Regions from separate parts of the Mus musculus genome. Here regions 2 and 3 are each linked to region 1. Evidence: chromatin loops called from intact Hi-C (ENCODE). Cell type or tissue: heart. All regions are shown on one strand.

What was found. Peaks named below come from ENCODE experiments on the same cell type or tissue, not always from the same donor. Only the 100,000 strongest peaks of a DNase experiment are listed, where the experiment ranks them.
Region 2: it touches region 1 in a loop (7-fold over the local background); 22 of 42 quality-filtered maps call a loop at or near these places.
Region 3: it touches region 1 in a loop (2.4-fold over the local background); 11 of 42 quality-filtered maps call a loop at or near these places.

Annotation. Positions count from the first base shown.
Region 1 is chr13:73,968,694-73,972,693 of GRCm38, reverse strand. All of the region lies in intron 2 of Zdhhc11 (zinc finger, DHHC domain containing 11), which reads right to left. Among named protein-coding and RNA genes, the nearest start is that of Zdhhc11, 6.8 kb to the right of the region's middle. In heart, a CTCF peak has its summit at 2,006 (motif pointing left); DNase peaks (open chromatin) are centred at 1,443 and 1,923; H3K4me3 peaks cover 279 bases; H3K27ac peaks cover 1,611 bases.
Region 2 is chr13:74,299,753-74,303,752 of GRCm38, reverse strand. It overlaps Pdcd6 (programmed cell death 6), which reads left to right. Exons shown (of 6, transcript NM_011051.3): 6 at 1-632. Among named protein-coding and RNA genes, the nearest start is that of Ahrr, 9.4 kb to the right of the region's middle. In heart, CTCF peaks have their summits at 901 (motif pointing left) and 2,365 (motif pointing right); a DNase peak (open chromatin) is centred at 2,342.
Region 3 is chr13:74,173,366-74,177,365 of GRCm38, reverse strand. It overlaps Exoc3 (exocyst complex component 3), which reads left to right. Exons shown (of 13, transcript NM_177333.4): 11 at 3,218-3,379; 12 at 3,943-4,000. Among named protein-coding and RNA genes, the nearest start is that of Exoc3, 33 kb to the left of the region's middle. In heart, no CTCF peak of the experiment used is centred here; no DNase peak of the experiment used is centred here.

The sequences.
Region 1 (4,000 bases):
TCCTGCATGCTAGGGTTGGATTTTGTGGATGACATGTGTTGGGGGGGAACCTTAATGAAGGTCCCAAAAGAATCAGTGATGTAGGATAATCCTGCAAGAGGCCCGTATGCTGACCCAAACCCTGGTGCGGGCCCTGTCTTGCTCTCTCCATCTTCCAGCATGAACTGGGCAGTATGCAGGATTCTGGACATGGACACAGGACTGAGAAGCAGGTTCAGAGCACAGAGAAATGACTGTGAGGAAGACAGAAAGCTGTATTCCAGGAGGACCAGAGTAGGAGCTGATGCAGGACTGGATGTGTGTGTGGCTGCGGAGGCTTTTAGTACCTGATCTATTTATTGTAGACCAGATTGCAGCTATGGTATAGGTCAGTGGGGCTGGGCACAGGGTAACTCACAGCTGTTGATGCTACCATGACAAGAGTATGGTCCAGCATCTGTTCCCACTCCTTGAAGCTAATTTGAGGGCTAATATGCTTCCCTCGTGGCGATGGGTAATAAGGAGCATGTTCAGAACCCGGGACATTGGTGGGTGAGGGTCCAGGACATAGGAAGTCTTATACTGCCTGGGTTCTGTCTCTTTCCCTGTGACACTAGAACAGACCAGTTCTAATAGAAACCAGTAGGCAGATAGAAAGCCCAAGAGGCAGGGCAAGTGAGGAGCAAGTGAGGTAAGGCTGATGTCAACTGCACAGGCCCTCTGTGACTATACCTCATGATACCCTCATATCTTCTCCAAACCACCAGCATCCATACTCATATTGTTGGGGCCTCCTGGAACACAGGCCAATTATAGGGAGGTTATGGCTGTAAAGTAGTTCTCAGGGTACAACTAAGCCAGGTTCCCTTGTACCTGAACCTACCAAAGAGACCCCAAAGGACAACCAGTCCCCAGCCGTCACATGGAGTACCAGGAGGCCACCCTAAAAGCATTTATCTGTCACAAAAAAACCCCTCTGGTCACAGAGGGGACTCAGATCTCAGCCACAATCTTCAATCTGTCCATCTAGAGCATGGAGCTTGCTTACAAAAAACAAAGTTACAGCACATCTTTTATCACATTCTCCTGTGCAAAGCTTGTCCAGGAACACTCTGCCAGCAAACTTTTTACCACTCAGTGATATTCCTGTCACCCATAGGAATCATGCTGGTGACCTTACTCTATTATATTTTGTCTCAGATGACCTGGTTGGCCACTCCCTACCACACACCAAGGTGACATTCCCAAGAGGGAACCCAGAAGAGAAACTTCTTCAGGATCTGCCCCTGTCTTCTCTAGAGCCTTGTCTCAGTGGATAGCTAAATGTGAAAGAAGCAGGGTGAGGTGTCCTCCATGGAGGCCTCCCTCCAACTCCCTCTGGAAGTTTCCATGTGGGAGCCTATGAGAACCACAGCTGGCTGGAACATTCCCTAGCAACAATCTGTGTTTAGTAAACAAACAAAGGAAGGGCGCCAGCTCAGGACACCACCCTTCTTAGCCTCCTCGAACTAGTGACCTCTCCCTTGTCCTGTTTCCGCAGGAAGAGGGGAGGCCCAGGAGGCGTCAACATTCTGATACTGTCTGGATTCGTGATTCCTCCAGGGCAAATTCTGTGGCTGAGCTAAAACAGCAGCCTAAGACACGCTGTTTGATGGCCGCCGCCGCCCCCCCCCCCCCTTAGTTCACATTGCCTTGGCACAGCCCAGGACTCAAAAAAAAAAAAAAAAAAGAAGATTTCTAGGCTAAAGGTTTGGTATTGCACCGTGGGTCCTGTTGACTAAACTGTGTTTATTATCTAGCCCTTTGTCAGAAGGGGAGGAGTCCCACTGGCGACAGGACCCTCACAAGCCACCAGCCTGGTGAGCCCTTTCTTATCTGAACCACAAGAAGGATCTTCAGGCTTGTCTCTGGCCTCAGTGTTTCCTAGGATCCTCTCCACAGAAAGTCCTAGCTCTTCTAATCCAGCCCCTCACTTCCCAGCCCCTCATGGTGCCTAGCAGGTGCCAAATGATGCTAGTGCCCTCTAGTGGCTACAAACTAATACTAGTTTGAGCATAATGCCAATGCAACCAGGCTCCCAGTCAGGATAGTAAAAGAATTTCGGAGCTGAAAAGCCAAGAAGGCTGTAGGAGCTCCAGTGTCTCTGGACAAAAGCTTAGACTGAGCTACCAAGTTGGTATAGCAGGGCTCGGGGAAGAACGGGAGCTGAGGCATTTAGGTGTATGGCAGGAATGGCCCACTGCAGCAAACACAAAACCACCTGAAAGGATCCAGGGCCAAACAGGGCCAAGTTAGGAATAAAAAGAAGAAAGCAGTGATTATCAGGCAGTATGTGTCTCCTTAACATATCCACATCCTGACACCATCGTTGGCAGACCTCATTTGCAACAGAGTCATCACAAACCAGGTAAATGAGGCCACTGGGAAGAATCCTGTCCAGACCTTTAAAAAATGGCAACTGTAGACCAACAAGGTGATTCAACAGCTCAAAGGGCTTTCTGTGGAAGTCTGACAGCCTGGATCCTGGATCTCTAGAGAAAGAGAACCGAATCCTGAAAGTTGTTCTCTACAGGGATAGTGTAGAGGGCTGTCCCTGATTGTGTTGCCTGCCTGTGGATCCTGTTCTGGGCTGCCTTGCCTGGCTTCAGAGGAATATAGGATGTGCTGGGTCCTGCGGTGACTTGATGTGTCAGGATGGGTTGGTACCTGGGGTGGGGGTTTCTCCTTCTTGGAGGAGAAGGAGAGGATTGTGGGGAGGGGCTGTGTGAGGGGGGGCTGGGAGGAGAGGGGCAGCTGCAATTGGGATGTAAAGTGAGCAAATAAATTAATGGGAAAAAAAAGATAAGAAAGTTGTCCTCTGAACTCCACATACATGCTATGGTGAACGGACCACACACACAATATTTTTATGGGAAACATAGCAGACTGAATTCCCATGGCAGAAGGTGGGCCAACATCAGAAGACTGCATTCCCAGGCCATGGTAGTACTGGGTGACAGAGTACTACCCAGTGTCTTTCAAGAGAATGTGGAAAGATGAAAGGCAGGGAGGAAAGCTCCCTTTACAGGGCATAGATGGACAAGTTCAGGAAGGATGGCCGATCTAGAGATTTAGCACGGACTGTAACTAGGCTCCCACAGGTACTACACACTAATGGCAGCGGGTTGTGTTAACACCTGTATCATACTCTTGCTGAAACTTCCTGGTCAACCTGACAGGCCACGGGCTACCTAACATCTCAGAAATGCCACAGCCAAGCTCAGACTGGCAATCGCCATGCTCCAGTAAGGAGACAGAGAGTTTCTATCCCTACATTCAAGACTCAGAGCTGACTAGATTCTGGGTTTTTTAAACTTGTATAAGGGGTGTTTGGGAGACATTAGAAATTGCTGAACTATTGCCTGTTTTTTACCCATGCTAAGGCATTTAGTGAGGGTGCCATGTCTGGTGTTGCATAGAAAGAAGCAGGGCATTGAGCTATGGGCTGATGACTTCAGTATAATCTCTTATCCCTCGACATGGTTGTAGGCCCAGGAGGCCAATAGCCTACATTAAAGAGCACACAGGAACTTATGGCATCACTTTTCAACTCTGCAGACCTAGGGGGCTTGAGGGCTCTTGGTTAGAGGAGGCTACCCCAGACAGATGCTATTGGGGGACAGAGGGCCTGGGTGTCAGGACACAATGGAGGCTCAGTAGGCCAACAACAAGGTCTGGAAATTCTGGAGGACAAAGGAGGGTACAGCAGAGTTTGTGGGCTCCATACTAGGTATAGTGAGATGGGCCACCACTCAGAGTTGGAACTTGTCACCCTGATGAGAAGAGAAGGTTGGTGGAGTGCTGTGTATTTCAATAACATGACTCAGGTAGCTACACCTTTCTGTATCCCTCCATGGTGGACATTTGAACTTCCACATGGCTTAGTCTCTCGTGGTTTGAATGCCCACTCTATTTTGGTGACCATATAGAACCTGGGCTTTAGCAAAGACTCCTTTTGGAAGAGGATGCTGCTGGCTATTTG
Region 2 (4,000 bases), 330 kb before region 1:
TACAAACCTTGGGTTTGCTGACTAATTGTGCCATGAGACCTAATAATGCTTCAGGATTTTGCTCTCAAACTATCATGTTCTTTTCTAGATGTCTCTAAGTCTATAGTTGCAATGCTTTTATTAGCCAATAGAATTTTAAAATAATATGGAACTTGCACAGAAGGCTTTTCATGTGCCTTACTTTTTAAAAAAAATTGGAATATGTAACATAAGCAATAAAGTGATGATACAGACTGGTTGCCTAGTTTTGGCTGGTTTTTTGCTTTGTTTTGTTTTAACCAAACAGGTGGAAGAGCTGTGCCGTTTGTTACACTACTCTAGCATAACACGTGTGCTGCGTGAACCTGGGAGTGTGGGGCCTAAAAATGAGGCAGACTAAAGTCTCATGCAAAAGCCAACTTTATTTAGAGCATCAGAAAATTTATACTCTGAGGGTTAAGAGGAACCACAAAGAAGTCACACATGGCAAAAACATGTTTTTTCCATAAAGGCGTATGAATAGCAACAGCTGCAGTAAACTCACTCCGGTCTTCCATACCTGGGAGGAGCACAAAGACACATTCTGGAACCAATTCTGTGAATTGAAGAAACGGGTCATGTAACGTAAGCAATAAAGTAATGATATAGACTGGTTGCCTAGTTTTGGCCGTTTTTGTTTTTTTAACCAAATAGGTGGAATAAATGTCCCCTTTGTTGCAGCTTAGTTGCTATGTGAACATGGGAGAGTTTTGTTTTCTGATAAGCACTCAGAATTCTTTCATGACTCCACTTTGGGACTGTGTTCTGATACCCTTGTCCTTGAAGTCACTGTCTCATGTGTACTCTCCTATCTAAAATTCTGTCCAACAGACAAGCAGGACAGAGGGACAACTAAACAGATAACCGAGTTACAGCTCTGGGGATGGACCCCTTCCTGCCCCCTGCTGGTCAACTCAAGTTGGAAGAAGTAGGTTATGCTTTAGGAGGGAGGGACAGGGTACGAAGACAACTGGGTAGGTGTCAAGGATGAGAAACAGATCCGTTAAGGTCCCCTCTGGCCAAGGATGCCACTGAGGCTTTGTTTCCTGTGGTTTCTAGTTTGTGGGATCAGGGAAGGTGCTATATTCTGTGGTGGCAGAGTTAACCTTGTGACCCCTTTATGGGCGTCTCTGGGTGTGCTCCATGGCTCCATCCCTGTCAGTCATCTACCAGACATCGGCCCACACTAGCAGATGACCCTAGTCCAGTGAGGCCAACCAATAAACAATGAAGTTCCTAAGTTCAATGGTAAATGATAACTCCATTTGTGTAGAGGCTACCTGGACCCCTCCATTTATAGCCACTCTTCACCTCTGCTTCATCCCCGTCCTATCCAGCCTCAGTCTGCAGGACTGCCATGTTTGTCCTTCCTGTGCTCACATACATGTCTATACATACATGTACCAAATATGAGTCTCATTGCACATTGAGCCTTCTAATGGCACACCTTAGTACCTGTGCTGTAGTCTTGAATACTACGTCACACTTGTACTATGTTCCTGGGCGGGAGAGATGGCTCAGCGGTTAAGAGCACTTACTGCTATTGCAAAGGGCCTGAGTTCAATTTGCAGCAACCACACGGTGACTCAAAACCATCTGTAATGGGATCTTCTGGTGTGTCTGAAGACAGGTACAGTGTACTCATATACATAAAATAAATCTTTTTTTAAAAAAGGTACCTGCACCAGCAATACGTCTTAGAACCTGCTCCATAGTCCTGAGTACCCCAACACCACACTATTGGTTGAGTACCTGCACTGGATGTATGAGGACCCACCCTGCACACCTGAGGGGACATAGCCACTACATGCCTGAGAACTGACACTGCCGACCTGGGTACCTGCTCATCTGCACTTCACCTAAGAGTGAAGTGACTTGATTGTACATGTGTGAGCTTGTACTACACTCCTGGGAGTGTGCCACACCCAAGAATGAAGTACCTGTGCCACATATCTGGGTGTGGCCGTGCCATAACCCTGAGTGGAGTACATTCCAGAGCCCAGTGCTGTTACTAGGAAGGCCTCGGCTTGGATGACCTGAACTCGGTGTGATTTGGTTGGGCTGCTTCAGAAACGGAAAATGTCCTGGAGTCAGGGTTCCTACTGAGGGAGGCAGAGTGATACGGTGGGCTGAAGGCCGTTTGTGGAGTGGGGACTTTCTTGTTCTCTCAAAGGGGAGGAGGTGGCTCATGGGGTGTAGAACAGTGCCCACCTTAAGAGAAGCGGTGCTTTGAGCCTCCAGTACACCAAACTGCCCAGAACAGCCCCTGCCCTTTAGTAGAGAAAGCTAGGAAGCCTGCCTTGGGAAAACCATTGAGCAGAATGTTTATAGGCTGTGCTCAGCCTGGCCACACGAGGGCAGTGCAATCACATCAGAAACAGTCTCTGCCCATCCTCTCAGGGCATTTGCAGAAACCATAGAAGGCCTAGGGGTTGGCTAAAGGGAAGGGTGGGTGTCTGGAGAGAGTTTCTTGTAGTTTGTGTCCTTTGCTGTTTCCTTTTTGTTGTTCATTCAGATCTGGTTGTTAGTATGTAGTGAATAGATAGCCAATTAGGAAAGTATGATAGAGGAGCTGGCCATGGTGTGAACAATGCCCTGTTAAGAAGGCAGCCATAGGAAGGAGAGACCAGGATATCCACCCTCCCCCAAGCTGACTCGTCATATAAACAGTATACACATGATTAAATGCTTCACAGCTTTGTGTGGTAAGAAACTGGTTGAGACCCTGAAGGTGTCACTCAGATACAAACTTCAGAGAATCCTACATGAAAAAAAAAAATGGTTAAGGTTGTCTATCCCTCCAGATGACAGAGACAAGAAGATCTTGGCGCTTCAACTATAGCCATTTTTACTAACAGTAGGAAGTGTGTCTTTCCCTCCCCTCTACTCTATTATATGGATGAGGTATACCGTCATGTTCCCAAGTACAAACTGGCTCCTGGTCCGTGTCCTGCAAGAAGAAATTTCTTTTAAATGCTTCACCCATGACCTCTGGAAAGTTACGTGTTGTGTTCCTTCCCTCCCAGCAGTTCACTAACAGACCCCCTTGTTCTGTCAGTGACCGTCTGTTCTCCCTCAAGCAATGCTGTCTCCACTTTCTTGAGACGATTCTGATGGCGCTTTACCTTGAGGTTAGGGAGAGAGAGGCCTCTGGGAGTAAAGTGTAGGCTCTGCAAGCACTAGGACCTGAATTTGGATCCCCAACATCCACATAAAAAGCTGTATGTGGTGATGCAGGACTCCTTTTTTTTTTTTTTTTTTTTTAGCTTTTTTTAAAATTAGGTATTTTCCTCGTTTACATTTTCAATGCTATCCCAAAGGTCCCCCATACCCAACCCCCCCAATCCCCTACCCACCCACTCCCCCTTTTTGGCCCTGGCATTCCCCTGTACTGGGGCATATAAAGTCTGCAAGTCCAATGGGCCTCTCTTTGCAGTGATGGCCAACTAGGCCATCTTTTGATACATATGCAGCTAGAGACAAGAGCTCCGGGGTACTGGTTAGTTCATATTGTTGGTCCACCTATAGGGTTGCAGTTCCCATTAGCTCCTTGGGTAATTTCTCTAGCTCCTCCATTGGGGGCCGTGTGACCCATCCATTAGCTGACTGTGAGCATCCACTTCTGTGTTTGCTAGGCCCCGGCATAGTCTCACAAGAGAGAGCTATATCTGGGTCCTTTCAGCAAAATCTTGCTAGTGTATGCAATGGTGTCAGCATTTGGAAGCTGGTTATGGGATGGATCCCTGCATATGGCAATCACTAGAGATGCAGGACTCCTAATGTTGAAAAAATCAGGAAGATCCCTGAGGCTCACTGAGCATCAAGTCAAGCCAACCAGTGAGATTCAGGTGCACTGAGAGATGATATAAGATGGAGAGTAACAGAGGAAGAACCTGTATATCAACTTCTGGTCTCCACATGCACACACATAGACACACATCCCCATACACTTATGTGTACATCCATACACACCACACAAACC
Region 3 (4,000 bases), 200 kb before region 1:
GACTGGCCCCACCTTTCACTGGCTGAAGCACTTGGAAGAGCAGGCCCCACACTTTGTCTGGGCAGCATAGTGGAGCTGGCCCTCATGGCAAGGGTGGAGGTGTGAGGGTGGTGATAGACTGGAACATCTGACCCTACCACTTGCCTGCCATGAGGTGGCACAGTATGGAGGTAAAAGTATCTTTTATTTGCCTGATGTAATTATTGTCTCAGAGGTTTACTGCCTGTCTGCTAACCTAGGTCTAGTCCTGGGAGCTTCTAGCCTCTGTACAATCTAATCTAGGCCTAGAATGTTAATGTTTTTTCAGCCTCTGAGACTTATTGCTGAATATGCTCACCATTTCTAGTTCTTCCTGATCTCTGGCTGGCTGGTTCATCTCAACTATTCTTGCTCAAACTCTTTTCCAAGCTGACTGATTCAAACTGGCTTTTCTTAGTTTCTGACTTAGTTGCCCTGCTTGGCCTCATACTGACTTTGGCAATCTGTTCTAATCTTCTGACTCCTCATTCTCTGTCTTGTTCTGTCTTCACCTGTGTCTCTGTTGTTCTGCCTCTGCCACCTGTCTCTGTACAACTCTCCTGGTAAAACTGCCCCCTGCCTCTCTCTGCGCTGCTCTCTCTAAGCCTCAGTTTTCCCTCTGTTCTTGTTAGAGTTGGAGATATCGTATTCTGTCAAATCTTTCTCTGATTAGTCACTTTGTCTGCCTCTTGAACATCAATTTCAAATATGGGTGCATCCTTCTACAAACTAACTTTACCTTCATTTTTGGGGGATTAAAGTATGTACTGAGGGCATGTCTGCATTCTAACTAGATTACACATAGACCTAAAAGGTCTTTGGTTATGATCAGAGCAGCTACGTTGCTGGATTAAAATTCCCCTACATAGCCCTACTCTCACCCCTTGCCACCTGCATCACTCAGAAGAGCAAAACAGATCCTGAGTCTTGGAAAGCACAGCAAAGCAGACCTGGAGAAGGGGCACAGGTGAGCCACCATGAGGGTGAGAGCAAGGGAGAGCAGGCCCCACTTGTTTGCCTTGAAGTGGTGAGGTGATGTGGATAGGGGAGTGGTTACACACATACACACACACACACACACACACTCACTCACTCACTCACCTCCTGTGGCAGTTGGGAGAGCTGGAGAACTCACCCTGGTGATGTGGGTGTGGGAGAGCTAAGCCCCTGACCAACTCAGCTACCATCCAGTCCTAGATCCTGGACTTTGAGTTGGACCACCCCAAAATCTCCCTCATTTCTGAACTGCTGGAGCTTGTGAAAGGGCCATTCCTGCTGTTCCAAAGCTGCAGGATCTCCATGACACAAGGCAACAGCAGAATAACTGGGAGGAGTTCCAGTAAGAATTCTGTATTGATGGTGTAACAGAAGCCAGAATATCAAACCATTGCAGGTGAAGATGTGTGCACAAAGGGATATAGTGTGGGATACACTGACATACTATACCTTCCATGACAAGATGTTTTCTATGCTTGTTTTGTTTTGCTTATTTTTTTGTTTGCTTTTTATTTTATTTTGGGGGGCATTGCAAGGGCAGGGGGCAGATACAGGGAAGAGGGAGATGAGTGGAACTGGGGTATATGATGTGAAACTTGCAGAGAAACATTAAAAAATTTTTTTAAAGTAGTCTTGAACCTGTATCTTTACATTCCAGCAGTTATGTGTTGTTTTTAAATATTGTAGTTGCTTATTTTTCTAAAATTAACAGATTTTTATCTTTTTACTTTGTTTCCTTCAAGCATTTGTGTGTTGGTTTTTTAGCAGGGTCTGACTGCCAGATATAGAGTTTGGGCCTGTTTGTTTCTAACCATGTTAGGGCTTGTCCTTGCGAGCTGTCTTAATAGCTTATCTCCTGGTACATTTTGATCTCTGATTTTTATTTCATATGTAGATGATGGGTCTAAGGAAGAAAGAAATTATATATACTCTCAGGCATATCTTAGCTCCAGTCTCAGCCTGCTTACAGCATAGTTTAGTTAGTGATGTGTGCTTCTTTGTCTTCCATGGAGTCTTGTGGGAGTCCAGTGTGATAGTGTGCCTGCACTCCTGTGGTCATTCTTGAGATTCCATTTGGACTAGGGACAATTGACCACCCGTCACATAGGGAGCCAACTCCAAAGCAGAGGCTACAACCGACAGCCGTCACGTCAGTGGGTGTACAATTAAAGGATCTGACTTAAGCATCTCCTCAGTAAGGCTCCCTCACCGCCATAGAGGGACTCTAATCTCTTCAACAAGCCAGCTTCCCTGTTATTTTTACCATGTTAGTTCTAGACTTTCCCTTTGCTTTGTAATGCTCCAGAGGTATATTTCCTCATTTGAGTCTTTCCTGAGGATTCCCAAGATATTTGGCCTGTGGTTTTGGGTTTTTTGTTAGCTGAGGGTGCAGGGTGGTGGTGGTGGTGGTGGTGGTGGTGGTGGTGGTGGTGGTGGTGGTGGTGGTGGTGGTGGTGGTGGTGGTTTTTGGTTTTCCGCTAATCTGCTTGTGGATGAGGTACTGCTGTTGGACTCCATCTAAGCTAAGCTCCTTCTGCTAACCCATCCTGTCAGTCAAGAGACCAAAGCTTGTTTAGCTCAGGCAGTTCCTACTGCAGCCCCACTTTGTATTAGGTTGAGAGCCTCAGGATCAGGCAAAGTTGGAACCTCTAAAGGAGTTGGCCCTGAGACCAGGGTACACATCAATCAAGTGTTGGCTTGGTGTTTGTTCACTAGGGTCTCTGAAGCTCATTTGTAGATAATTTGGTGCCCTAGAAAAATGATGCTGGAAGCAAGCTCTCCAAGAGACTTAAATCTGTCTGATTTTAGATGGACTATAAGCATCAAGGATACACGGGTTATGTGTGGGTCCCTCTTGCCTCTGTGTGTGTGCTGTGCTGCCACTTGGCCTATCATAACTCCTGTCACCATGTAAACACAGGAGAGTCCAAAACTTTATGGTGAAATCCAGACATGTGTAATTTACTGTACTTATTTTAAAATCCTACAAAATATATATCCAGGTGTAGTATTCTAGAGGCTGAAACAGGAGGATTATTGTGAGTTTGAGGCTAGCTTGAGCTATATAGCTAGACCATGTCTCAACAGGAAAAAAAAAATCCAACTAAGTTGTTGGAAATAAGGTCGTACACCAGCCTGTTTGCAGGCCATCTTAGGTGAGAACATCTGTGTGGAATCTGCTACTGACTACATGTTCCCCCAGAGAATGACAGCTGAGGCACACAGACGTGTGGTGGTGGAATACCTGCGGGCTGTCATGCAGAAGCGTATTTCCTTTCGGAGTGCTGAAGAGCGCAAGGAGGGCGCCGAGAAGATGGTCAGAGAGGCTGAACAGCTCCGCTTCCTGTTCCGGAAGCTGGCGTCTGTGAGTAGAAAGGGGCTAAGCTCAGGGTGCTGCATGTCAGGTTGCTGAGTTATCTAGTAGCTTGCTTTTTGTTCCTGTGCCTGGACTGTTTAGGCCAGATGATGGGATCCAGGAACATCAGGAACCAGAGGCCAGGTAGTTCTGTCTATCAAGAAGAAGGTCTGGGTCAAGAGCCAGCCCAGCTTCCCAGCTGACAAGTGCATTTCCACAGAGGCCGACACTTTGTTAAGGCAACTCTCAAGATTTTTGTAGTGGCAGCCCATGTATAATTTCATGAAGTAATATACTTCTTCCTGTCCCTCTGTTCTTGATGATTCTGGTTGCCACCCATTAACCTCCTTGACTCAAGTGTCCATACTAGATACTCCTCACACCAGGCCTTTTCTCTGGCTGGAGACTAACCAAATCACCTCTGAGATTGGCCCCTGATCTTTAGTCAGAATGAATGAATCTTGGGGTGTTTACATAGAAGAGCAAGGTGGTTTGGAGATGTCAATATCAAATTGACATGACTGCAAAAAATAGAGTTGAGGGCTGTTCCTTACCCTGCTGCTGTTTTCCAGGGATTTGGTGAGGATGCAGATGGACACTGTGATACAATTGTTGCAGTGGCAGAGGTCA